3 separate regions of the Mus musculus genome follow, and regions 2 and 3 are each linked to region 1. Evidence: chromatin loops called from intact Hi-C (ENCODE). Cell type or tissue: left cerebral cortex. All regions are shown on one strand.

Evidence for each region. A loop is a pair of places that touch in the nucleus more often than their neighbours do. Peaks named below come from ENCODE experiments on the same cell type or tissue, not always from the same donor. Only the 100,000 strongest peaks of a DNase experiment are listed, where the experiment ranks them.
Region 2: it touches region 1 in a loop (2.9-fold over the local background); 29 of 42 quality-filtered maps call a loop at or near these places.
Region 3: a loop joins it to region 1, with 2.2 times the contacts of the local background. A loop is called at or near these places in 2 of 42 quality-filtered maps.

The regions. Positions count from the first base shown.
Region 1 is chr7:140,078,321-140,086,320 of GRCm38, reverse strand. It overlaps Caly (calcyon neuron-specific vesicular protein), which reads left to right and starts at 3,773. Exons shown (of 5, transcript NM_001190385.1): 1 at 3,773-3,859. In left cerebral cortex, CTCF peaks have their summits at 3,784 and 7,439 (motif pointing left); DNase peaks (open chromatin) are centred at 5,346, 5,943, 6,304, 7,403 and 4 more places; H3K4me3 peaks cover 2,916 bases; H3K27ac peaks cover 4,144 bases.
Region 2 is chr7:140,133,505-140,141,504 of GRCm38, reverse strand. It overlaps Paox (polyamine oxidase (exo-N4-amino)), which reads right to left. Exons shown (of 7, transcript NM_153783.4): 7 at 7,171-7,495. The coding sequence ends at 7,352. Mtg1 (mitochondrial ribosome-associated GTPase 1) reads right to left here and starts at 3,941. Exons shown (of 11, transcript NM_199301.2): 1 at 3,732-3,941; 2 at 3,122-3,186; 3 at 1,205-1,309. The coding sequence starts at 3,840. In left cerebral cortex, no CTCF peak of the experiment used is centred here; DNase peaks (open chromatin) are centred at 3,661 and 3,887; H3K4me3 peaks cover 1,610 bases; H3K27ac peaks cover 1,375 bases.
Region 3 is chr7:140,877,304-140,885,303 of GRCm38, reverse strand. It overlaps Sirt3 (sirtuin 3), which reads left to right and starts at 3,435. Exons shown (of 7, transcript NM_001127351.1): 1 at 3,435-3,541; 2 at 7,159-7,347; 3 at 7,422-7,654. The coding sequence starts at 7,301. It overlaps Psmd13 (proteasome (prosome, macropain) 26S subunit, non-ATPase, 13), which reads right to left and starts at 2,910. Exons shown (of 13, transcript NM_011875.4): 1 at 2,738-2,910; 2 at 1,726-1,804. The coding sequence starts at 2,832. In left cerebral cortex, no CTCF peak of the experiment used is centred here; DNase peaks (open chromatin) are centred at 2,954 and 3,402; H3K4me3 peaks cover 2,614 bases; H3K27ac peaks cover 1,599 bases.

The DNA of each region.
Region 1 (8,000 bases):
TGGCGCACGCCTTTAATCCCAGCACTCAGGAGGCAGAGGCAGGCGGATTTCTGAGTTCGAGGCCAGCCTGGTCTACAAAGTGAGTTCCAAGACAGGGCTATACAGAGAAACCCTGTCTCCATTAAAAATAAAAATAAGAAAAAAGAAAGAGGGGCTGGAGAGATGGCTCATTGGTTAAGAGCACTGACTGCTCTTCCGAAGGTCCTGAGTTCAAATCCCAGCAACTACATGGTGGCTCACAACCATCTGTAATGAGATCTGACACCCTCTTCTGGTGCATCTGAAGACAGCTACAGTGTACTTACATATAATAAATAAAAAAAGAAAAAAAAAGGAGACAAACAACCTGTTTGAAAAATATTTAGAACAATCTGTATTTATCTTTCACTAAAGAAGACATGCAAAGGACCATTGGCCCCAAGAGAAGATGCCAGGCTTCAGTAACTACAGTAATGTGTATGTGAACTGCAAAATGCACCAGGCACTGCTGGGATATTGCTACTGGCCGAATTGTCTCCTCTAAAGTCCCACATTGACGTTCTAATAATTTAGAATGTATTTGTAGACAGGATCTTTTTTAAAAAGATTTATTTATTTATTTTACTATATGAGTGCACTGTAGCTGTACAGATGGTTGTCAGCCTTCATGTGGTTGTTGAGAATTGAATTTCTAGGACCTCTGCTTGCTCCGATCTGCTCTGCTTGCTCAGTCCCTGCTTGCTCTGGTTCAAAGATTTATTTATTATTATAAATAAGTACACTGGGGCTGGAGAGATGGCTCAGCAGTTAAGAGCTCTGACTGCTTTTCAAGAGGTCATGAGTTCAATCCCCAGCAACCACATGGTAGTTCACAGCCATCTATGATGGGATCTGATACCCTCTTCTAGTGTGTCTGAAGACAGTGACTCTGGTGTGTTTGAAGATAGTGATGGTGTACTTAGATACATAAAATGAATGAATGAATAAATAAATAAATACACTGTAGCTGTCTTCAGACACACCAGAAGAGGGCGTCAGATCTCATTATGGGTGGTTGTGAGCCAACATGTAGCTGCTGGGATTTGAACTCAGAACCTTTGGAAGAGCAGTCAGTGCTCTTAGTCGCTGAGCCATCTCGCCAGCCCAACAGGATCTTTTTTAAAGGCTGTAAAGGGTTAAGAATTATGATGAATGATCTTGGTTCTCCACTTGACTATGTCTGGGATTGATTAAAACCCAAGCTACTGAATGCAAGAAGAAAAACCCTAACTACTGATGGCAGTCCAGATAAAAGGACATGGAAGAAAGAAGCTGCTGTTTGCCGGTTTGTCCTCTCTCCCTGGCAAGCTCATCCATCCTGTGGCTTTGGCACCAGAACCAACTTCTGAATTCTGACATAGTCGGGGTATCAGCAGCTCTCCTCCAGGTCTCCAGGACCAGCTTGGGACTGCTGAGACACCCATCCTCATGGCTTGAAAAATTACTGGATTCTCAGCCTCCAATGTGAGACACTCATCGTTGGACTGACTACTCAGATTGCATCCTCTAAACCAACCTAATAAATCCCATCTATACATATACATTAATTCAATTAGTTCTGTTCCATTAGAGAACCCTGGCTAATTGGTAGAATGCTTGCCAAACATGCAGAGAGCCTTGAGTCCCATCCTGAGGACCACATAAGTGGGTAGCGTGGTGCACACCTGTAATCCCAGCACTCAAGGGGTGGAGTCAAGAGGACCAAGGATTCTTTGCCATTCTAGGCTACACAGAGTATTCAAGGCCAATGCTGTCACAAGAGCAGAGAAAAAGAGAAGGGAAAGAGAAACAGAAGAAGAGAGAAGGAGGAGGAGAAGGAAGAGGAGAAAAAGAAGTAGGAGAAGAAGAGGAGGAGGAAGAAGTAAAGATGGGATCTTCAAGTAGGCTCTAATCCAGTATGATCGATGTCCTTTAAGAGTAGATTAGGACACTGACAGATACTCTCTACAGAAGTGGAGGAGCAGGCTTTCAGCAGGACCTTCACCAGCACCTTGATCTCAGAGCTTTGGCCTCCAGAATAGTAAGACTAATTTTAGTCTGTGGCAGTTTGTTATTACAGACTGGCAGGATGATGCCAATGTCGATAATGAGACAATAGCAAATATTGATGAATATGGAGAACCAATAATGGGAACAAAAATAGTACAGCCACTTTGGGTAAAACAGTTTAGCATTTTCTTTAAAAGTTAAATGTTGGGCCTGGAGAAGTGGCAACATTATTAAGGACACTTGATGCTCTTGGATTGGTCCAGAGTTCAGTTCCCAGCACCCATGTTGACAGCTCACCACAGTTGCACTTTCCAGCATCTACCCAAGAGCAATAGAAGCATGTGTCTAACGAAGACTTGGTCAGGAATGTTGTTACATGTCATGCAACAGACACAAAGGAGAACAATTCAGATACCTGTCTGCGGACAAGCCGTGATTCACGACAGCAAGAGGGTTCCAGTCAGGGCTGGAGAGATGGCTCAGCGGTTAAGAGCACTTGACTGTTCTTCTGAAGGTCCTGAGTTCAAATACATGGTGACTCACAACCATCCGTAATAAGATCTGATGCCCTCTTCTGGTGTGTCTGAAGACAGCTACAGTTTACTTTTGTATAATAATAAATAAATCTTTAGGCTGGATTGAGTGGGCTCCACCAGAGTGAGCAGAGGTCCTGAATTCAAATTCCCAGCAACCACATGATGGCTCACAACCATCAGTACAGCTACAGTGTACTCATATACATAAAATAAATAAATAAATCTTTTTTAAGGCGGATTCCAGTCAACAGCAAGACAGAACTGTGAACAGAGAGTACTGCTGCCTCGAGCGGAAGACCAGGAGAAGCACGGCCACTAGAGATGCCCTGTGTGAAGCGAGGCATACTATCAACTAAACATCTGTCCAGTGCCTTCTGCATATTACCATTATTCAGGCACCAGTGACCAAGCAAGACAAGGCCAGTCCTAGGAAAGCTTCCAGCCCAGAAATTCAGACATGGAAAGGCGTCTAGAGGAGCGCCCTCTAGGTCAGAGGCCAACCACAGCTGTCCTGACCCCAGCTTCTATTGTGAGATCTCAGGGGAAGGAACAGGCTCTCCCTTAACCCCTGGAATCCCAGCTGGAGGAGCAGCCAGGGCTCCTCTGGTCTCCTGGTTGCCCCCCTGCAGTGAAGTGACATGAGATGTGAGAACTGGTGTGATGTATGCCTTTGCATGCTGTGTGTGTCAGGGGTGTAAATTGTGTATGAAGTGTGTCTTAGCAATATGTAGCCGGGCAGTGGTGGCGCACGTCTTTAATCCCAGCACTTGGGAGGCAGAGGCGGTGGATTTCTGAGTTTGAGGCCTGGTCTACAGAATGAGTTCCAGGACAGCCAGGGCTACACAGAGAAACCCTGTCTTGAAAAACAAAAAACAAACAAATAAACAAAAATCAACAACAAAAAAAAAGAAAGAAAGAAAGAAAGAAAGAAAGGAAGGAAGGAAGGAAGGAAGGAAGGAAGAAAGAAAGAAAGGAAGGAAGGAAGAAAGAAAGAAAGAAAGCAAGCAATATGTGCGTATGGGAGGGTGAAGTGTGTATCAAGTATGTGAAATGTATTTCGTGGGTGTGTGAAGTGCTTGTGTCAGGTGTGTGAGTGTGATAAGAGACAGTGCAGAGATCTGCCGTGGGAGGGGGTGTGAGGCCACCTGAGCCACAGTGGTCCCTCCTCCAGCCTGCATCTCCATGGCAACCACAGCCTCGCTCTCAGGCTTCAGCCCCTAGCCCGCCCCGCCTGGTGGTGAAGCGCCTGGAACTGCATCCTCCGCATCTACACTGCATCCCTGTCCTCCCGCGACTGCGTCCTGCAGCAACTGCCTGTGAGCCATTTCCACGTTTCTCCTTTTGGAATGGGGACGAGGGGGCCAGCATGTGTGCGTGGGTGTGCAAGGGTGCAGGGATGTGAGAGGTGCGAGGAAGGGGGCGGGTGCAAGAGTGTGTGACTGTGCGTCTGTGGGATGTACGTGCAAAGATATGGGTGTAGGGGTTGAGAGTCTATGTGGGAGTGATTTGACTGATCCGATGTCTGCCAGAGCGGTGGAGCACAGCCATCTCCTTCCTGTGGTCTCCACTAGAAGTCAGGTTGGCCCCGCTGGCTCCGGTGGAGGGTGGTCATTAGACCTCTCGGGACAGTTGGGGGCAGCAGCTCTGCTGGCTTGAGGTGGATGGAAAGGTCCCTAGACCTCAAGGTATGTCGAGAAACCCCTACAGGCCAGTGGCAGCCTGGACATTAGGAAGAATTATGGCTGCTCAGCCTGCACAAACCCCATATGAAGCTGCAAATCCTTATCCTGGGCATAGTAGGGTAGCAGGGGCGGCGGGACAGCTGGACCTCATCTCGCCCAGTTCATGGTGACTGCAGACCCCCTCCTTGTGGGCTGGCTCCACCTCTGCAGGTCTGGGAGAGCCAGTGGGAGCTGTGCATCTCCAAGGTGGCCCAGGGGCAAAACCGTCAGCTCCTGTTCGGGTCTGACTGCTGGGTGCTGGGTGTTAAAAAAGGAAACAGCTCGATGGAGAGAAAGGGATTAGCAGAAGGGGTGTTGCCCAGAACATTGAGCGTTAGGGCCTGATGGGGGTCGCTGAGTGAAGGTTAAAGGATGGTAGGAGGTATGATAGCCATTTGTCTCAAACCACCTGCCGCGGGGCTTGGCTCTAGATGCTGGGCCACAGGTGGCTGGTGAGTGTCGGGAGCCACAAGCAGCTGTGCCCCTCCTCTCTGTCCCTCTTTGCTTGGGCCCCACAGAACAACAGCCGTTCAAACTGGAGGCAAACATCTATGACCTAAAAGGCTTGGGTGCAAGCAGACCAGGGTGGGCACTGCGGCAGCGTCGTAAGAGGAGAGCACGAGCCCCCACCAATGTGCACTTCTGTGTGACGCAGCATGAAAGGGTCCGTGTGAACGTGAGTCTGTGACCTCTAACCCAGCTTTTATGGGTTTTCAAATAAAAATTCGCATCCTCCAATATTTGTCCGTCAGCGTCTTGTTGGTGCATAGACCGTGATCAGAGATACCCGCCCCACCACCCCCGGAGAGCGCTGAAAATGAAAAACAAACTCTCGGGAGACCAAATGACAGAGTGGGATAGAGGGGAGGACCCGTGGATGATGTTAGGAAGTCTTCCCAATTCTAAACCTTTATGACCCCTATCATCTTCCCAGCGGGAACCCCAAAATCCTAGATGGAATCTTCTGGTGTGCTGAGAGAAGGTGAGAGTTGTCCACTCTTGGGATGCGATGTTCTGCCTGACGACGGAGGGCTAGAAATTTGACAGGGAGCGAAAGGCCTGCCTTTGTTGCCATGGGAACCCGAGATGACGTAAACTAGCCCTGGCCGCTGCATCACCCAGGCAACCATAGGCGGAGCTCTTGGGGAGGCAGAGGTCTTTTGTCGTAGAGGCTTGAATGCTTGGGACGACATCGTCTATCCGTTCCGATTTCTTTCCTGGTTCTTTTACCTCCTTGTATTACCTGGCCGGCCGTTTATATTCCTTATAATTTCTGATCCATCTCTATCACAATGCCCAGCGGATGGGCCCTAAGCCGTCCGGTTCCCCTTGGGCTCAGGGCCAACCTTGAGCCAGCTGCCTCACTAGGACCGGATCCACCCCATAAGGAAATTCTTTATTGACACTCCATTAAGGCTGGGCCAGGCACTAGGTCACCTATGCCACGCGTCAAAGGGACCGGGTTCTAAAGGGCCTGCCAGAGATAGGGAGGGTGTGCATGAAGATACTGCTTCCTTCCCTCCTCTTATAGCCACCGCTCCCTCATCCCCTACCCAGCCTTCCTTCTCTACTTTCTTGTCCTGAGAAGTTCTGCACCCAGCTGCCCCTGACGCTGTGTTCCTCAGGCTCTGTCACGTGTAGGTCTGGAGGGCTCCTGGCTTTCTGAGGGAGTCTGTCCAAAATAACCACAACTTTTACCATCCTGGAGGCAAGAAGTCCAAAACCAGATTTCCCCAGAGCTGTGTTTCTGTTGAAACGGTGAGGAGAGGGTCTTCCTTTGCTCCTTCCAGACTCAGCTGTCCTGAGCAGTCTTGGATAACACTGCATCACCCCAGCCTGCCACCATCTGCAGAAAACCTTCCTCTTATGTCCAAATCCTCTTGTAAGGGTGCCCACTGTGGAATAACTCCCCATCTCCCCCCATTCTAGTGTGATCTCATCTTAATTCCACTACAACTGTAAGGGCTGCTTAAACATCTCTTTCACTGACACTTACGAGTTAAAAATTGTGGTCCTTTTTGTGGGGACATCATTCAACCCACAACAACCCTGTTGTCACTTGTGGGCTGCAATTATCTCCCAGTTTTGGCTTCTGTTTCTCCTCTTTGAAGGTCCTCTTTGAAGGTCTTGTCTTTATAGGCAAGGATTCTTAATTTTAACATGAAAAGTCATTTTATTGAGATTTTCCTCTGTGAGTACTGCTGGGGAAATCTTTCTCTTCCTGAGACTGTAAATATGCTTCTGCACTGTCTCTAGAGTGCTCTGTTGTGTCGGTTTTCCCTGTTCATGCACCTAGAACAAATTGCTGTATTCACTTGTGCATTGTGTGTGTGCTCATTATCTGCATTTGAATATGCATGTAGTGACCAGATTAGCTTCACCGTTCCAAGCAGACTTTAATTATTAAGATGCAGGCAGCTTCTCTGCTATTAACTGAGATCTGAATGCATAGAATATGTCAAATGGGTTTCCCTCTGCAAAGCATCAACACCACCAGTGTACACTGCTGTGTTCAGGGCAGATACCCAGCAAGATGGACTTCCTTTGTCCAAACATCTTGTGTCTTTCTGCCTTCAACACAAAAAATTTGATGTTTTAAGTTCATAAACAAATTTGTTGGAATTTTGATTGAGAGTTGTTGATTCTATAAATACTGTCAGAGATGTTAGAGCATAAAGACCTCCAAAATCTGCACGATAGTCTTCTTTACCTGACGGAGGATTCAGATGTGCCTTGCTCCCCTCGCCAATATTTCATGGCCTTCCATATGGAGCAACTGCCCATCATCTCTGTCCTGGGGCTTGAAATTATTTAAATGAAATCTTAGCTGGCTCACATCTGGGGAGGCTGAGGCAAGAGAATATTGAGTTCAAGGCCAGCCTTGGACTGTATAGGGCTATAGAGTGAAACCCAACATTATTTTAAAACAAAACAAAACAAAACAAAACACACCCCCAAAAACCAAATGAACAAAAAAAAACAGGGGCTGGAGAGTAGTCTCAGAGGTAGAGAGCAGAGGGGACCTAAGTTGTATTCCAAGCACCCGCATCAGGCAGCTCCCAATTCCTTATAGCCTCGGCTCAGGGATGTGATGCCCTGGCTTCTGAAGGCAACTGCACATACAGACGCAAATAAAACTCCATTTCCCGGGGCAGCAGCGCCCTCTTCTGACCTGTGCAAGTAAGCACAGACATGCATTTATGGAAAACAGTAAATAAATTACACACATAGTTAAAAGTATCAAAATAAACATTTGCCACTGACATATAGAAATACATCTGCTTTCTATAAACTCAAATTTAACTGGACTTTTTCATTTTAAAATTTTTTGTATGTATTAGTGTTTTACATATGTGTATGTGTGTACACCTCATGTATTTCCGGTGCCCCTGAAGAAGAGGCCATTGGACTCCCTGGAACTGGAGTTTCAGATCTGTGAGCGGCTGTGTGGGTGCTAGATATTGATGTGGAAGAAAAAAAATCAGTTCTTATAACCACTGAATTATTTCTCCCATCCCTTAAATATTGTATTGCTCTTATGTATTGTGTGTGAGTAAAATTATGTCACGTTGCACATGTGGAGGTCAGAGCACACCTTGCAGAAGGCGGTTTTCTCGGTCCACCATGGGAGTCCTGGGGACTGAACTCAGATTGCCCGGCTTGGCAGCCAGTCACCCACTGAGCCATCTCGCTGACCCTGGAGTCTTTCAATGTTTACACACACACACACACACAC
Region 2 (8,000 bases), 55 kb before region 1:
GCTTTGACGCACTGAAGCAATTCCTAAACAGCTAGAATCTCGATTAATAAAAACCAGGGGAAGGCACTTAAAGATAAAAGCAAACAAACAAACAAACAAACGATGCAAGACCGAGATACTCGCGAGACAGACAAGCAGCGCTGTCGATCTAAGCCTGGAGGAAGGTGCTGCCCTGGCAACCGCCTTGGAGAGCCTCCTGACCTTTCCCTAAGAGCTGCAGCTCTTCAGTAAAGGAAAAAATTTCTGTGTCACTAACAAGCTAGCAACTTTCTAAAATCTGGCTTGAATTCAAGGCCCTGTCATCCCCCTTTCCAAAGAATTTGACAGCACAGTGATAAAAAGTAAAGCCAAGACTTCAAATCCATTCCTGGCTGTCATTTTTTACTTGCAGGCTGTGTAGAAAATACACTGCCCTGTGACCCAATTCTGCCTGAATTTAGAGCATTGGTTCTCAACCTGTGAATCTCGACCCCTTTGAGGTTCGAATGAACGACCCTTTCCCAGGTGCTGCCTAAGACAGTCACAAAACACAGATATTCACAACTCATAACAGTAGCAAAATTACAGTTATAAAATATCAACAAAACTGTATTAAAGAGTCACAGCATTGGGAAGTTGAGAACCACTGCGCTAGACACTGTTGGGTACTTTGGGCTTTTCATATCCCAGTCCCATACCCAGCCCTTCCAATTTCTGGAACACAAGTGTGCAGAAAGCAACTAGCAGCAGAAAACCTGAGATCAGGCTGGGTACATAGTCAGCTAGGGACACTGCAGCTACCACAAATGAACTCCGGGCTACACCAACGGTGACCAGGGCTACATACATTAACCTTGCGAATCTCCCAATTAGTTAGAGCTAAGTAAAATGTAATCAGCCCCCTTTGCTTCAGTGGTCACATGTGCCTACATGGGACAAGGTGGACAGAGCATCCATCAGAAAGGTTGAGGGTACAAAGTGGCTGTAGTGGTCCCCAGAGGTCCCACAGCACACCAACCCACTTCCCACAGGAGGTGTGCCCATCGTGAGCACTTAGGTGATACTTTCATACTGAGGGAATCAGCTGTTGCTAAAAAGCCAGGCCAGACGCCTCCATCAAAGCCAGAAGTTGTTTTAAGTTACAGCCTCCCCGGGGGCATCACAGAACTCCTCTGTGTCTGTGGCTCTGTCACGTTGCTGCTGGCATCTGTGAGAAGGAGCTCACCTGCTGCTCTGTAAGATCTGCCAAGTCCATTTTGTTGAGGACAAGCAGATGCGGTTTCAGACCAAGCAGCTCTTGGAACAGAGGGTTTCGACCTGAAAATGGGATGTGCTGATGATGTTAAGGCATAATCCCTACAGAGTTTACCAGTGGCTAGTCCACCAGGAGATACAAACAAAGAAGCCCATCTCAGAGCAAGTGCAACCATACAACCCATCTTCCTGCCCCCAGACTTGGGAGGCCAACCCTCATGTTGCAGCTTGTGAAGGGTGTGATTTAGGGAAGGGACTGTCACCTAACTTCTCAAGCAGATGGTGAAAAGAATAAAACCAAAGTTCGAAGAGAAGCCATTGTTTGGATCCCAAGGAATTTAAATTGAAAGTGAAATGGCCCGAACATTTAAGAAATGGTGACTCCTGTGAAATCCCACCCAGATAACCTCAAACACCACCCATCCTCACTGGAGATGCTGCTGCCCACAGCTATCCTCAGCTATCCCAGTCTGATGTGGGACTCCACCATGTGACATAGGCAGAATGGGGCTTCTGCCCCTTCAGCCCTCCCAGTAGGATCTGGTACAAGGATCCTAAGGCCTCTGCCTGTCCCATCTGGCACCCAGTTAAGCTGCTACCTCCATCTAGATAGTCCCTCTTTCACAGCTGACCAATCCATTCACAAACCCAAGTCTCCAGGCTCCTGTCCTAAGATGCTACAGAAACCGCTACCCAGCACAGACCTCCTGCCACATCCTAGATTCAGTTAAGTGTTCCAGAGACTGAAGGAGGACAGTTCTCTCATCATACATGCTGAAAATAACAAAGTTTTACTTTTTAAATAATCAAATATTGGGAGGAATGGTGGACACAACTTTACTCCTTGCACACAGATCTATGTGAGTTCCAGGTCATCCTGGTCTACATAGTGAGCTTCAGGCCAGTCAAGACTACAGTGTTAGACCCTATGTCAATAGTGGTGGTTGGCGGTGGTGGTGGTGGTGGTGGTGGTCACATCTGGCAGCAGGTGATATTAGATGAGTAGACATGTATAGCCTAAAACAAATACACCAGATGTATTATTGCTAAAGTTCCTGAAGTTCTCTGAAGGCTGAAATAGTTCCTATTCTCCATGACTATTTCCAGAGACTACCACCAGTGGCAGCAGGTCCCCACGCCCACCACCAGCTGCTGTTCCAGGGGCCTGGTGGTCTGGCATCCCCACGCTCTTCTAAGGCTAAGTAAGCAGGATGAAAAACTCACATGCCAACAGAAACCAAACACAGCTTAAATGCAACAAACAGTCTGAGAAGCACCTGCCAGTAGACATGATTGTAACTTGCCAATTCTTCAATTAAGGACAAGAGGAAAGGACAGGTTAGTAGGATCATTTCATCTCCGGTTTCATAATTTACCCCTAAAAATATCAAAGTAAACAAGAGGCTGAGACAAATAAGATATCAGATGGGCCGGGCGTAGTGGCACACGCCTTTAATCCCAGCACTTGGGAGGCAGAGGCAGGCGGATTTCTGAGTTCAAGGTCAGCCTGGTCTACAGAGTGAGTTCCAGGACAGCCAGGGCTATAAAGAGAAACCCTGTCTGGGGGGGGGGGGGGGGGAGAGATATCAGATGGGAGCCTAAAAATAAAAACACCAGCCTAGACCCCACGAGGGAGATTCTGATCTAAAAGGGCCCTAGCTATTGATGTAAAAGCCTCCCGGGAACTCTAATGTGTAATGAGAATTGGAAAACACTGCTTTATGTCCCAGTAATTACAAAAGAAGCTGTCGCAGCTGTAGACATAATGATGGACCAGAGGCAGAGCAGACTAAACTGTCTGAAGGAGATGGAGAGGAACCAGGAAAGCATCCTGCTGCTGCCTTTACAGTCGAGCAGAGGTGCTCCCCTCTACAGCGTAAAAGGATATCCTGGCGTCATGAACCTCGATAACACAATCCACCGACTTCAGACTGCTCTGCATCTTCTTTAGTCCTAGAAAATAGAGGGGCACTAAGGAAACAGCCAAAGGGGGCAAGTTTAAGTTCTCCTAGGGGAATACATCTGAGAACCATCAGTGCACACAGGGTTAAAGGAGGCAGCATTCTGAGCCACGTTCCACGGTGCCCCGATGGTTCTGGAAGGTACATTTCACACAAGATGGTCTTAATCAGGAAGTTCCTGATACTGTGCGGACTTAATACCCTCACTGCACAGAAACACTGAGGCTCCGCACCGCAACTGCCACCTGTCCACTCACACTCCCGGCGCCTTTTCTGCCACACACTATAATCTCGCATGGCTGCGGCAGCCAAGACCACAGCAAACAGCAGCCTAGGACCGCACTACGTCTACAGCTGCCTGGGGCCAAGTTGTGACCTATAAACTCAGACATCAGCTTGCATGTGACTTAAAGGGACCACTCAGTGCGTCTCAAAAGTATCAAGCACAAAACAGCTCTCCAACCCGATGCCAGGAAGGCGAACCAAGGAACCGCCAGGACCGGCGCCCGTGCCGCCTGCAGCCCATGCTGGCCTCACCCTTGGCCATGTGGCCGGGGAACCAGCGTGCTACATCGTGACCTTGCAGAGGGAAGCACTCGCGCCAAGCGCCCCGGACGGCACCCCATGCCTGCGGCCACAGCCTCATGTCACTGGTGTCGGAAGAGTTCGCAGTCGGACCGCCTCCGCCAGGGCCTGGATCTGCTCACAGGGTTCCGGCGCGCCTGGGTTCCGTGCGCGACTGCGCATGCGCCTGACTCGAGCACTCTGGGATAAGCAGGGGCACGGGGTTGGCCCGGTAGTGCTCCATTCTCAGGATTCCTGAGCTTATGTGAGGTTCTTTTCAGGGATTTGAAGATAGTCTCCTTTTTTTTCTTTTGGAAAGACGATATATATATATAAAATATTATATTTGCTCTTATGTTGTGGTTGCGCACACTTTTTATCCCCAGCACCAGAGGCAGAGGCCAGTAAGTGGCTCTCAGTGTGCTTGAGACCAGCCTGGTGGATTCCAGAGCCAGTGCTACATGGTAAGACAGAGAAAAACAACAACAAAAAGACTCAATTTCATTTATTTATATTTTTTCTCATTTTTAATAGGTATTTTCCTCATTTACATTTCCAATGCTATCCCAAAAGTTCCCCATACCCACCTTCCCACTCCCCTTTTTTTGCCCTGGCGTTCCCCTGTACTGGGGCATATAAAGTTTGCAAGTCTAATGGGCCTCTCTTTCCAGTGATGGCCTACTGGGCCATCTTTTGATACATATGCAGCTAGAGACAAGAGCTCCGGGGTACTAGTTAGTTCATATTGTTGTTCCACCTATAGGGTTGCAGTTCCCTTTAGTTCCTTGGGTGCTTTCTCTAGCTCCTCCATTGGGGGCCCTTTATATTTTTATTTGAAGTGTCTGTGTATGCCATGTGTTAGCGGATACGCCCAGAAGCCAGTGGATCCTCTGGACCTGGAATTACAGGGGCTTTTGAGTTGTTTGACTGGGTGCTGAGAATTGAACTTCAGTCCTGTGCAATAGCAGCAATCATTCTTAACCTCCAAGCCATCTCTCCAGTCCCAATCTGGAGATTTTTCACTATATTCCAAATCTTTCAGGTTTGAGGATATATAGCATGGAGGATAACAAGCTGGCCTGGCCTAGCATGCCCAAGATTCTAGGGTTTCATAGGGAAGCCAGAAGAAATTGGGCTGCTGGCAATGAAGATGTGGCTTCTCCATGGTGGGAAATTGGCCTAGAAATTTAAACTTAAAATCTAGGCACATTTTTCTTCCTTTTGAGACAATATCTCACTTTGTAGCCTACGCTACCAAAACTCAGGCAGGTGTGACAGCACACACCAGTAATCCTAGCATATGAGAGATTTGAGGCAAGAGGGTCAGGAACTCAGGGTCAGCCTGAGCTTCATGAGGCAGTCTAAAAAAAGTCGTCTTTCTCCCTCGTATACTCATATAAATCAATGTAAGGAAATTGAGTTGTCCCCTATCAGTTCCCGGGCCTGCCTTAGAACTTTCAAGTGTTACACACACACACACACACACACACACACACACACACCTGTAATGCCTCCATTTTCAAGTGTGACATTTTAATGTAACTGTTATAAATACCGACTACATTCCCATTAATACAATGAGAGTGAAGTGGGCTTCATAGTTGTAAGACTAAATGCAAATCCAGCTGCTCCTGGTAGAACAGGCCTGTGATACCAGCTAAGGATGATAGAGGCCAGGGGAAGCCAGGCATTAGAAACTACCCTAAGAGAGACACTATCTCAAATAAAAGGGGTTGACATGTAACTCAATGTTATAATGGTTGCCTTGAATGCAGGAAGCCTTGGGTTTGATACCCAGTACTACTATCACCCCCAGGCCTCCAGACAGGCACATACTATAAGCCCAGCCCTTGTGAGACTGAGGCAGAATAGAAATTTCAAAGCCAGCCTGGGTCAGAGTGAGATGTTGTCTCAAAAGGAAAATGGGGGAGTCCAGTGAGGGGATGTGCCCAGATTGTAAGTTTAAAGTCCTAGGTCTGTCAAGGCAGTCTCCATCATGGAAGAGCCCCAACCCATCCCTAGCAGCTCAGATCCTCCTGGCAAGCCTGTCCCCCGTCCCGCAAAGTCACTCCTCTGAAAACTGAAATGTGTCCCTGAGTGTCAACAACAAAGACTTTTGCCCTTGAAAGATCTGTGCTTTCTCAGTCCTCAAGCTGTAGACTACAGTAAAAACCTGTTAGAGTACTGGCTTTCTTCCATGGTGTTGCAAGGGCAGCCTGGTGACATTAAAGCAGGAAGTGTCCTTATGATATAACATGCTTCATGACAAACTGCTGGGATGGGGGCTAGGGCAAGCCTTAAAGACCTGAAGGATGAGTAGCCAAGCAGAGAGCTGGACTGGACTGGACAGAAGCAAGCCTAGAGCTGTTTCAAAAGTGTAAACATAACAAATACAAGCAGGAGGGCTTGCCCTCAGCCATGCCAAACCTGGGGCTAGTGACAGTACCATGCTGTGCAAGGATGGGACAAGCTGGGACAAGCGTCTCTGCAAACTCTTCGAGCTCCCTCTGGAGCTCCACCCTTTTGAGACAATATCTCACTAGATAGGCTCGCTACACCAACCTCTCCAGCCTCAACCATCTCCAGAGGAGATGTGCAAGCCCTGTGGCAGCTACAACATGAGGAAGTTAATAGTCTAAATGTCCTGTCTCCGCTGTAACCAGGAGCAACAGACCTGTCCTCTGCAGCTGCTGTGACGACAATGAGACCAGACTACAAAAATATCCAAGAGCCTGACCTACCTAGCACACTCCTCACATCTACCACACACACCTGGCTCCCCAGCACCCTTACTCCATATTCTCTCATTCACCACGCCCTCCCTGTGTTTGGCCAACCTAACCCCCAATAGTCTTTAAGCCTTTTTATTCTTCACCTTCTCCCAAATCCCCAAGCCAGGTCAGGATAGGCTGTGTCATCTCCTTGCCTCACGGTCTTCTCAGTTCTACAGGACCATTTAGCCTACCAGTCTAGGGCACCTGACACCAATCCCTTAATGATCAAAGGAAGATTCATTAGCCATAGTCCTGGACAACAGCTGTGGGGAACCCTGGGAACGCCTCCAATAACAGGACAAAGGGCAACCATGGGCCCTAAGGCCCAAAGGACCCAGAGAGGAAAGCCATGGACTAGGGATAGAAGGAGCAGAGACAGGACATGGAATGGGTGGAACAGGTTGAGAACTGGATGCACTATGAGAAGTACTCTAGGGCTGCAGAGATGGCTCAGTGGTTAAAAGCACTGACTGCTCTTCTGAAGGTCCTGAGTTCGAATCCCAACAACCACATGGTGGCTCACAACCATCCATAATAAGATCTGACACCCTCTTCTGGAGTGTCTGAAGACAGCTACAGTGTACTTACATATAATAAATAAATCTTTTTTAAAAAATGAGAAGTACTCTACACAAGGGCAATGTTAACTGCTTTATGCGTACAACACTTAACGGGGCATCCATGATCAGACCAAGCCAGACTCCAACAGATAAGAAAAACAAAACCACTTCCCCAAAATTAAAGCTACCAGTAAGATCCCCAAACCTCAAACCAAACAGAGCTTGGTCAGCCCAAGTGGTGGAGCAGAGCAGCAGGCACTCACAGCCTGGGCCGCGACTGCTCCACCTGTGAGTCCCACAGACTAACGAGGCGATCAGCTTCTCTCCAGCCAGACAGGAGGGCCCCATGTGTGGTAGAATAAAATGTCCGATGTGTGGCTTCCCCAGCAAAGAGTACCTGGAGCTGCAGGAAAAGGCCCAGTTAGAACAGGGATGCAAGTGGGACAGCTGTGGAGATACACACAGACAACAGAGCCCCTGCCCATCCATGGGCATCTACAAATGGGCAGAAGCCATCGCTGCCCGTGCCAGGCAGCTGTGAATGCTAAGAAACACCCGGGTGGTAGGTCCCCGAACCATGATCAGATGAGTTGCTAAACTATCATGGGAGACAGCAGCTAAACCTAATACATCACAGATTGGTTTGAAGTCCCTGCCTACAGCTAAAAGTGGTGTGACAAAAAGCAAGCTAACTGATTATGGGATGGTTTCCTGCATATGGCAATCACTAGATGGTCCATCCTTTCGTCACAGCTCCAAATTTTGTCTCTGTAACTCCTTCCATGGGTGTTTTGTTCCCATTTCTAAGAAAGGGTAAAGTGTCCACACTTTGGTCTTCGTTCTTCTTGAATTTCATGCGTTTGGCAAGGGGGGGGGGGTTGGGTATGGGGGACCTTTGGGATAGCATT
Region 3 (8,000 bases), 800 kb before region 1:
ACCTGTTGCTATTGCAGAGTTCTTATCACCCACATGATGGAGGACTCATAACCATCTGAAACACCTATTCCAGGGGATCGATTGAATGCCCTCTTCTGATCTCCAAGAGCATCAAGTATGCTTGTGGTGCACATACCCATGAAGGCAAACCATTCCTACATACAATAAAAACCATCACAAAAAGAAACAAAGATGGGGAGAGGGGCATATCAACTGAAGATTAGAAAGCAAAGAATATGAAAATATATCACTATGATATAGAACATGCAGTGTGTGATTTATCATTCCCACATAATTCTTAAGACAGAATACAAACAACTGCAAATCCTTTTTTTTTTTCCGAGACAGGGTTTCTCTGTGTAGCCCTGGCTATCCTGGAACTCACTCTGTAGACCAGGCTGGCCTTGAACTCAGAAATCCACCTGCCTCTGCCTCCCGAGTATTGGATTAAATGCGTGTACCACCACTGCCCGCTTACAACTGCAAATTCTTAAGAGTAGTAAAATGTCAAACTGATAAGTAAAAAACATTTAAGCTTCACAATGTATTCAGGAGAAATAACTAAAGCTACAATTATAAACTAATTATTCTTTACAAATTCAGATGATGACAAGAAAGTTCCAGAAAGAAGGCTTCTGGTGAGAAAATTCCTGGGTATTCCTTAAGGACTCTGACAAAGCATGGGAAAGAGTGTGTTTTTATTTTTTTTCTGCTGACAAAATTTAAAAAATGCTCCATTAGAGAGATAGCATAGTACCACGTCCCCTCAACCCTCTCACCTTCAAATGAAGAGGACTTCTCTTTTCTACACTACTCTGGCCAGAAATCTCTGGGCAAGTGGAACCCTTGTGCGTGGATGGGCTGGGAGAGCTGGGAAGTGAGGAGAGCCCTTTAAACCGTCCCTCTCCCTAGCAGTCTTGCTGTGTAACCCAGGTTAGTCTTTAACTAACCATCTTCCAGATTCAAGTTTCTAAGTGCTGGGATTGCAGGTGTGCCATTGGCCCCTTTTGGTGCTGTCTCGTGAGGTGCATGCATAGGGCCTGTGGATGGAAGCACATACTTCCAGTGAGCCATTTTCCCAGCTCTAGTCTAAACTTGTAAAAACCAGAAAGTCTGTTTCAGTGTTGGGATTTATTAGCTGTAAGCTATGGTGACTTATCTACGTCTGCTATTACATATGAGAAAGAGAGAGACTTTCTCAGTGCTGTCATGAGGGCCCAGTGCTTACAGCAGTCCGTGGCACAAAGTGATTGCTAAAAGATGCAGCTTAGTGTGACCACCATAATGCCGCCCCTTCCCCCCACTCTTGTCTTTAAATGTCCATGAGCAGAGTTGGGCCTGACACTGCATATATTTAATGACAGCACTTGGAGGAGGCTAACCACTGGTGGACTGTGAATCCAATCCCGGTCTGGTCTACAGAGCAAGTTCCAGGCCAGTCAGAGCTATACAGCCACAGCTAATCTCAAACAAACCAACCAACCAACCAACCAAGCAAGCAAAAATTGTCTGGAGACGTGGCTCAGTGATAGTTTAAGAGCATTTTGAAGACTCAAACTGGGTTCCTAGCACCTACACCAGTTGGCTTACAACTGCCTGCAACTCCAGTTCCAGGAGATCTCTTCTGGCATCCTTGGGCGCACACACGTTAAAAGTAAATAAAAATGAATAATAATAGTTTGTAATTATATTCAACATCGTCTGAGCTGTCTGGTAAGTCATTACCTTAATGAGACCATCTCCTTGGGCAAAGCATGGGTCCTGCACAAAATCAAGCACCTCAAGTGTCAGCTGATGCCACAACCTACAAAACAAAAAGCCCTCAGTCCCACATCCTAATGTGAAGAAAAGGATGCCTTCAGCCTTGACGGTCCCATCAAACACCAAGTATTTCCCAGGTCCCACTGCACAGCCAGGAGTTAAAGCAAGCGCCAGCCAATTCAAGCCTATTTCTGGACTGACTTTGCTTGCACCCCCTAGTCACTTATCCTTTCAAGACTCAGTTTTCTTAGGTAACACTGGAGAACACTTTTTGAGACAGCGTCAACTCCCACTCTGAGTGTCAACTGGAATTCCAATGCCACAACCTACAAAACAAAAAGCCCTCAGCCCCACATCCTAATGTGAAGAAACGGATGCCTTCAGCCTTGAAGGCATTGGTTGTGACTTTAGAATTCTACAGCTATATTTTGAACTCCATTCTCTCTTACTTATTAGCTGAATACCTCACAGAATAGAAAACTGATATTCAATCTTATCTGTCAATAGGAAGGATGAAATAAGCCAATACTTTAAAAAAGCCAATATATGAACCTTTAGGACACCGAAATAGCATACTTCATACCAAGACTAAAGGATAATATTTAATAATAGAGATAAAAGTGTTTTGAAAAACACAAAATGTTACACCATATATAGGCAGGTACATACTAAACACTGAAAAATTTCTCTTGAAATCACTAAGAGTTTTAACTGCTGGACATTGTCATGTGGAAAGGTTCTGAGGAAGAGGTGTTTTTTCATAGGCAAATTCTTATATCAAAGTCAGCAATTCGTAATTGTTCTTATCAAAGCTGGTAAGGCTGGAACGCAGGGAGTCTAGATACAGAACCCTGTTAACAGCTCTGCTCCTAAGGCTATCTCGACCCCTTTCCTCCACATCCCTGACCCTCCGGACTGATCAGAGCCCCTGGCCCTCCCACAGTCCTCTCCCTCCCGCCCCAGCCTCGGAGCTCACTTCTTCGTGTACAGCTCTTCCAAACGGTGCCAAACGGCAGCCTGGCCCGGCCCGGAGCTCTGACTCTGCTGTAAGAAGGCCGGCACATCCTTCATGATTGCAGAGAGCTGGGAACAACACAAGCACTAAGCAGTCAGAACCGGCAGGGATGGCGCACGGAAGTGCTCGCTCACTTCCGGCACCGCGGGCGCGCGGGGCATGCTGGGAGCGTCCCACTAGCCTCACGGGTTGCGGTCGTCAAGGTAACCGCGTTCTTGACTTCCGCTAAACTTCTCCCGGGTTTCTGGCCCTGCCCTTGAGGCATTAAAGAGTAGAGGTGCCTGGGGACAGCTAGCCACTGACTGGTCACGTAGCCTCAAGCCTGCAGACTTGGGTCCTCTGAAACCGGATGGCGTTTGGCGAGGACTAGGTGTGATGCAAATCGCTCAGAGAGCATTAGTTATCACCCGCCTACTCAAGGAGGTCGAGAGCGGCGTAAAACGATGAAATCTCCCGGTTTGGCTTCCCAACCAATAAGTCAGAGTCCCACAGAGGGAGAAGCTGCCAGCACCAGGCATAAACACAGCCTTCCACACTTCGGGTTATCGTGCGGGGGCTGGGCTGGGCTCGGCCGAGGGAAGGCGCCGGAGGGCGGCACTTGGCCAGAGGGGGGGCGGGAGTAAGAGTGCCGAGAGGGCGGGGCTTGGCTCACGGGGGCGGGGATTCGGATGGCGCTTGACCCTCTAGGCGCCGTCGTCCTGCAGAGCATCATGGCGCTAAGCGGTCGACTGGCATTGGCCGCGCTCAGACTGTGGGGTCCGGGAGGTGAGCCACGGCAGGGGAGACACGGGATCTCGCAGATAGGCTATCAGCGGCGTTTTAGGGGCGGGTAGCTGGAAGCAATTGTGGGAGTAAGGACCCGGCAGGCGCGCCCTTCTACAAGGTTTTGCTGACCGGCCATCACTACCTTCTCCTTAAAGGTGTTTTTCTATGTAACTATTGCAGCACAGTCTTTGAAATATTTTATAGAAGTTCGTTGTATGGATGTCTTATAATTTATATCACCATTTCCTTATTGAATACTTTCTAATCTTGAATTATTACAAATAACGTGATAAATAAACGTGTTTGCACCCCATTTGGACCACAAATTCTCAGTAGACAGCCTTGGGTAAGGTTACGTGGTTTGTATTATTTTGAGACTGGTCTCTTGTTCAAACTGGCCTTCAGCTGGCTGTGTGAAGGAGGATGACCTTGAACTCCGGATCCACCTTGCTTCCACCTCCCTCCAAGCGTCGGAGACTACAGTCACATGCCACCACATCCAGCTGTTACTTGTGTTTTAATTGTCCCCCATAAAGGTTGTGAAACTAAAAATTTTTACCAACAGTCATACTGTCTGCAAAATAGTAACATGTCTCATAGAGTCCTGAGAGTGATCAATAATAGGGATATTTTCAGTTTGAAATAAGTGAGTATATTAAGTTAGAGAGAAATCATCACACTGCATATTCAAAAAAAAAAAAAAAAGTCAGCAGACGTCTATTGGCTATCTTTAAGGTAGCTCGGTGGAACTCCCAGTAAAGAGTCCTTGCCAGAACAGAGTGACCCTTTCAGTGAGGTTTTTAGTAAAGCAACAGATGGAAGTAATATCAAATTGGACACTTGCTACATCTAACAGAAACTGGCAGAGAAAGTTGAGATAGTCATTTGGAGCTCCCAGGTGGGCTGTCCCTCTGTCTGAGCTGCGGGATTTCCTTCCTACTGGAGGGCACATTCTTTTTCTTGCAGATACTTTCCTATACTGGGATAAACTATAGTGACTTCCACTGGAAACCGTTTCCCTTCTGTTCTCAAGGGCACAAGTGTTTTCACTCTTGGGCTGTTTTGCTGTTCTCTCTCTGTCCTTTTACATAGTTAGGGGAGCCAGCCCTCCAGACTTTGGACTTTGAGACAAACATGGGTCTGGCATGAGGGAAGGGGTTGTCGGCCTTGTTTCCAAAGCCATCTTCTCAGTGAGCTCAAATGACGCAAGACAATTTATCAATATAATGTACAAATTTGGACTTTTTTTTTTTGTCTGTGCTGAGTAACAAACTCAGGCTTTGCAATTGTCTGATAGGCTAACATGGCACCACTGAACTACACACCCAGCCTGGAGTCCTTACAGTTTTAGGGCCCACAGTCGTTAGCAAAGAAATGTAATGGAAGAATATTTGGGTAGACAATGGTATAGTCACTTGATGTGGGTGACAACATTTTATTCTTTTCAATAAAGAGTTGTTCATTTAGGCTACGGTTACAGAGCATTTTCTCTACCATACTCGTGAGTGCTGAGGATAAAGCAGGGATCAGAAAAGACACTCTAACTTGTGGAAGCATTTCTAATATGAGATCATCTGTAAGACAGTGTGGCTGTCATAAACCCTAACACAGGAGCCCTGGGATGTTTGTGAGGAGGATGCCTTTACAGAACATTCCTTCTTCTCTTGATTTTAGATTTGGGACTCTTTTGTGACTTCATCCTCTGTAACTTTACAATGTCTTGGGCAGAACTGAATACTAACCTCTGAGTTTCTTCATCTCAGGGGCTTTCCATACCATGTAGATGTACTTTAAGTTATATCTTAAGTTTGTTGTTAGATATTTGGTAAAATTTTGTCCACATGTATGTCTGTCAGTTGCAAACTGTTTGTTTGTTTGTTTGTTTTGGTACAAGTGACTAAAAATGTCTTTTATGTTCCCTGAGTGGTGCCTAGCGGTTGGCAGACACTCAGCAATGGTCACAACTTTTCTTTTGTCCCTTTTGTATTCTCATATGGTTTGTGTTTAAGAGGAGTTCAGAAAATATTAGGGCAAAACCTCTGAGTGCACTGCCCTGGGTGCCCTGTGCGCCAGGGTATTTGATGAGTGAGAGGTGTGTTGGAGCCAGAGCTTGCTTGCTGCTGCTTCTCATTCTTGTTTTTATCAGGAGACCTCTAGGAGGGTTGCAGTGACTTAGCGCGTTGGTCCCTAGGACCCGGCATGGGCTTTGCGGTCAGGCTAAGTTCTAAGTGCCACTTCCGGAAGTAGCCCCCTTGCTTCTCACTGAGCATTTCCTCCTACTGTACTTTGGGTTTATGGTGTGTGCTTGCAGGAAAGTAAGGGTACCCAGAAAACGGGGTGATTTTGTCTCTTGTGTGTTTTCCCAGCTGGGAATAAGGTTCCTTCCAAGGGAACAAAATCTCTTGTCTTAGGCTTCTCAGTGAAGCTGTTGTGCTTTTGGGGGAGTTCTCTTTGATTCCTCTGTCCTGATGGACTAGAGAGAGCAAGTGCCTCTTATCTCCACCATCTTTATGATTAGGCCCCCACAGGAGTTCTAAACTAAAAGGGCCAGGTTGCAATGAGGAAGAGACAGAGACAAAAAGGCAGGCGTGCCGAGAGAAAATCGAGACTGCTGGAAAACAGATTCTGGTGAACGCTCTACTACAGATGTTCTAACAGTTGCTCTGCAACAGCAAGAGGCCACCTAGTACGTGCTCAGATAAGCCAGTGGACCATCAGCTAAACGAAAGCAGGTCCAGACTGGGTCCCAGGGAGCACTCTCATACTCTATCCAAGGAGGTGACACAGACAGTTGGACACAAAGGCCTGTTCTGGCCCTTGGCACTGCTCCTGATGACACCTCGGATGGGACAGGATCATCCATGGGCATCTCACACTGGGTGCCTAGACCATGGGCACAAGGCACAGCTCTTGCTTGCTTCAAAGTGAATAATGCATAGCTTACTGTGAACCCAGTATGAATGATCGTGCCCTGGAAACACAGACTCGGGTTACACGAAATAATCTCACTTATGGAAGGGGTTATACAAACTTCTAGTCTCAGAACAAAAGATAGTCAGAAATTCACTCACTTACTGAATATCAGTGGGAACGTTAGGCAGCAGTAAAATCATCCTATTGGCTTCCGATATGCTCTAACGGGAGTCTTTGCTCCTGGGCTAGTGGAAGCTTGTGGTCTTTGAAGTCAAGACATTCCAAAGGTCTTATTTCATAGTCAAAAGGATGTTAGGTATCCTATCCAGGGGACTAAAGATAGCTCAAGATAAGTTTAGCTCTGGATCTGCAACATTCCAACTCTAAAGTTCCATCTGGCCAGTCAGCTGTGGTTTTCTCAGAGCCCTTCAGCTCACACCATTGATGATGAGAAGCATCAGGGAACCTGTCTGCAAACCTGTCTGTAAATCAGAATTTTCTTGCCCCCAAGTAAATCTCGATTCCTGATGCAAGATGGTTCTGTGCTTTAGTTGGTAGTCATGCGTGGTGGGAAAGTGGTTGTTTGGCTGGCACTGGAGAGGCCATGTCCACCTTTGACGGGGGGAAGAGTCCAGCTGCCCTCACTCTTGCTAGCCTAAGACTGACTGTTGCCTGCTGCCTCTCTCCTGCGCTCTTGCTGTCAGTGTTACAGGTGGGAGAAGGCCCATATCCCTCTGTGTGGGAGCCTCAGGCGGCTTTGGAGGTGGAGGAAGCAGTGAGAAGAAGTTTTCTCTGCAGGATGTAGCTGAGCTGCTTCGGACCAGAGCCTGCAGTAGGGTGGTGGTCATGGTGGGGGCCGGCATCAGCACACCCAGTGGCATCCCGGACTTCAGGTATGCTGCGGTTCCCTTGGGTGTCATTTCCCCACTGTCTTCTGCAGGGCTCAGCCTTTTCCTTCTCTCTGCAGATCCCCAGGGAGCGGCCTCTACAGCAACCTTCAGCAGTATGACATCCCGTACCCTGAAGCCATCTTTGAACTTGGCTTTTTCTTTCACAACCCCAAGCCCTTTTTCATGTTGGCCAAGGAGCTGTACCCTGGGCACTACAGGCCCAATGTCACTCACTACTTCCTGAGGCTCCTCCACGACAAGGAGCTGCTTCTGCGGCTCTATACACAGAACATCGACGGGCTTGAGAGAGGTGAGCCTTTGGCCCCTTGCATGTCTGTGCTTGTTTCTCAGGACTGCCTACGGCCTAGTGTTTATGTCGGCCCTGGACTGTTGCTAGGCAGCTGGTTATGCCTTTACCACTTCTGCATTTGAGGCCACATGGAAACCTCTCTGTAGGCCTGTCTCCTGCACACCTTCTGAGTCCTGAGTTTTAGATGGAACTAAAATTCATACAATTTTAAATCTAGTGTGGATCTCCCCTCTCTCTGCCTCTCTCTCTCTTCTTCTCTTTCCATCTCTTTCTCCTTCCCTTTTTCTTCCCTTCCCTCTTCCTCCCACTTTCTCTCCATCTCTGGCTCCCACCTAAGGAACCCTTA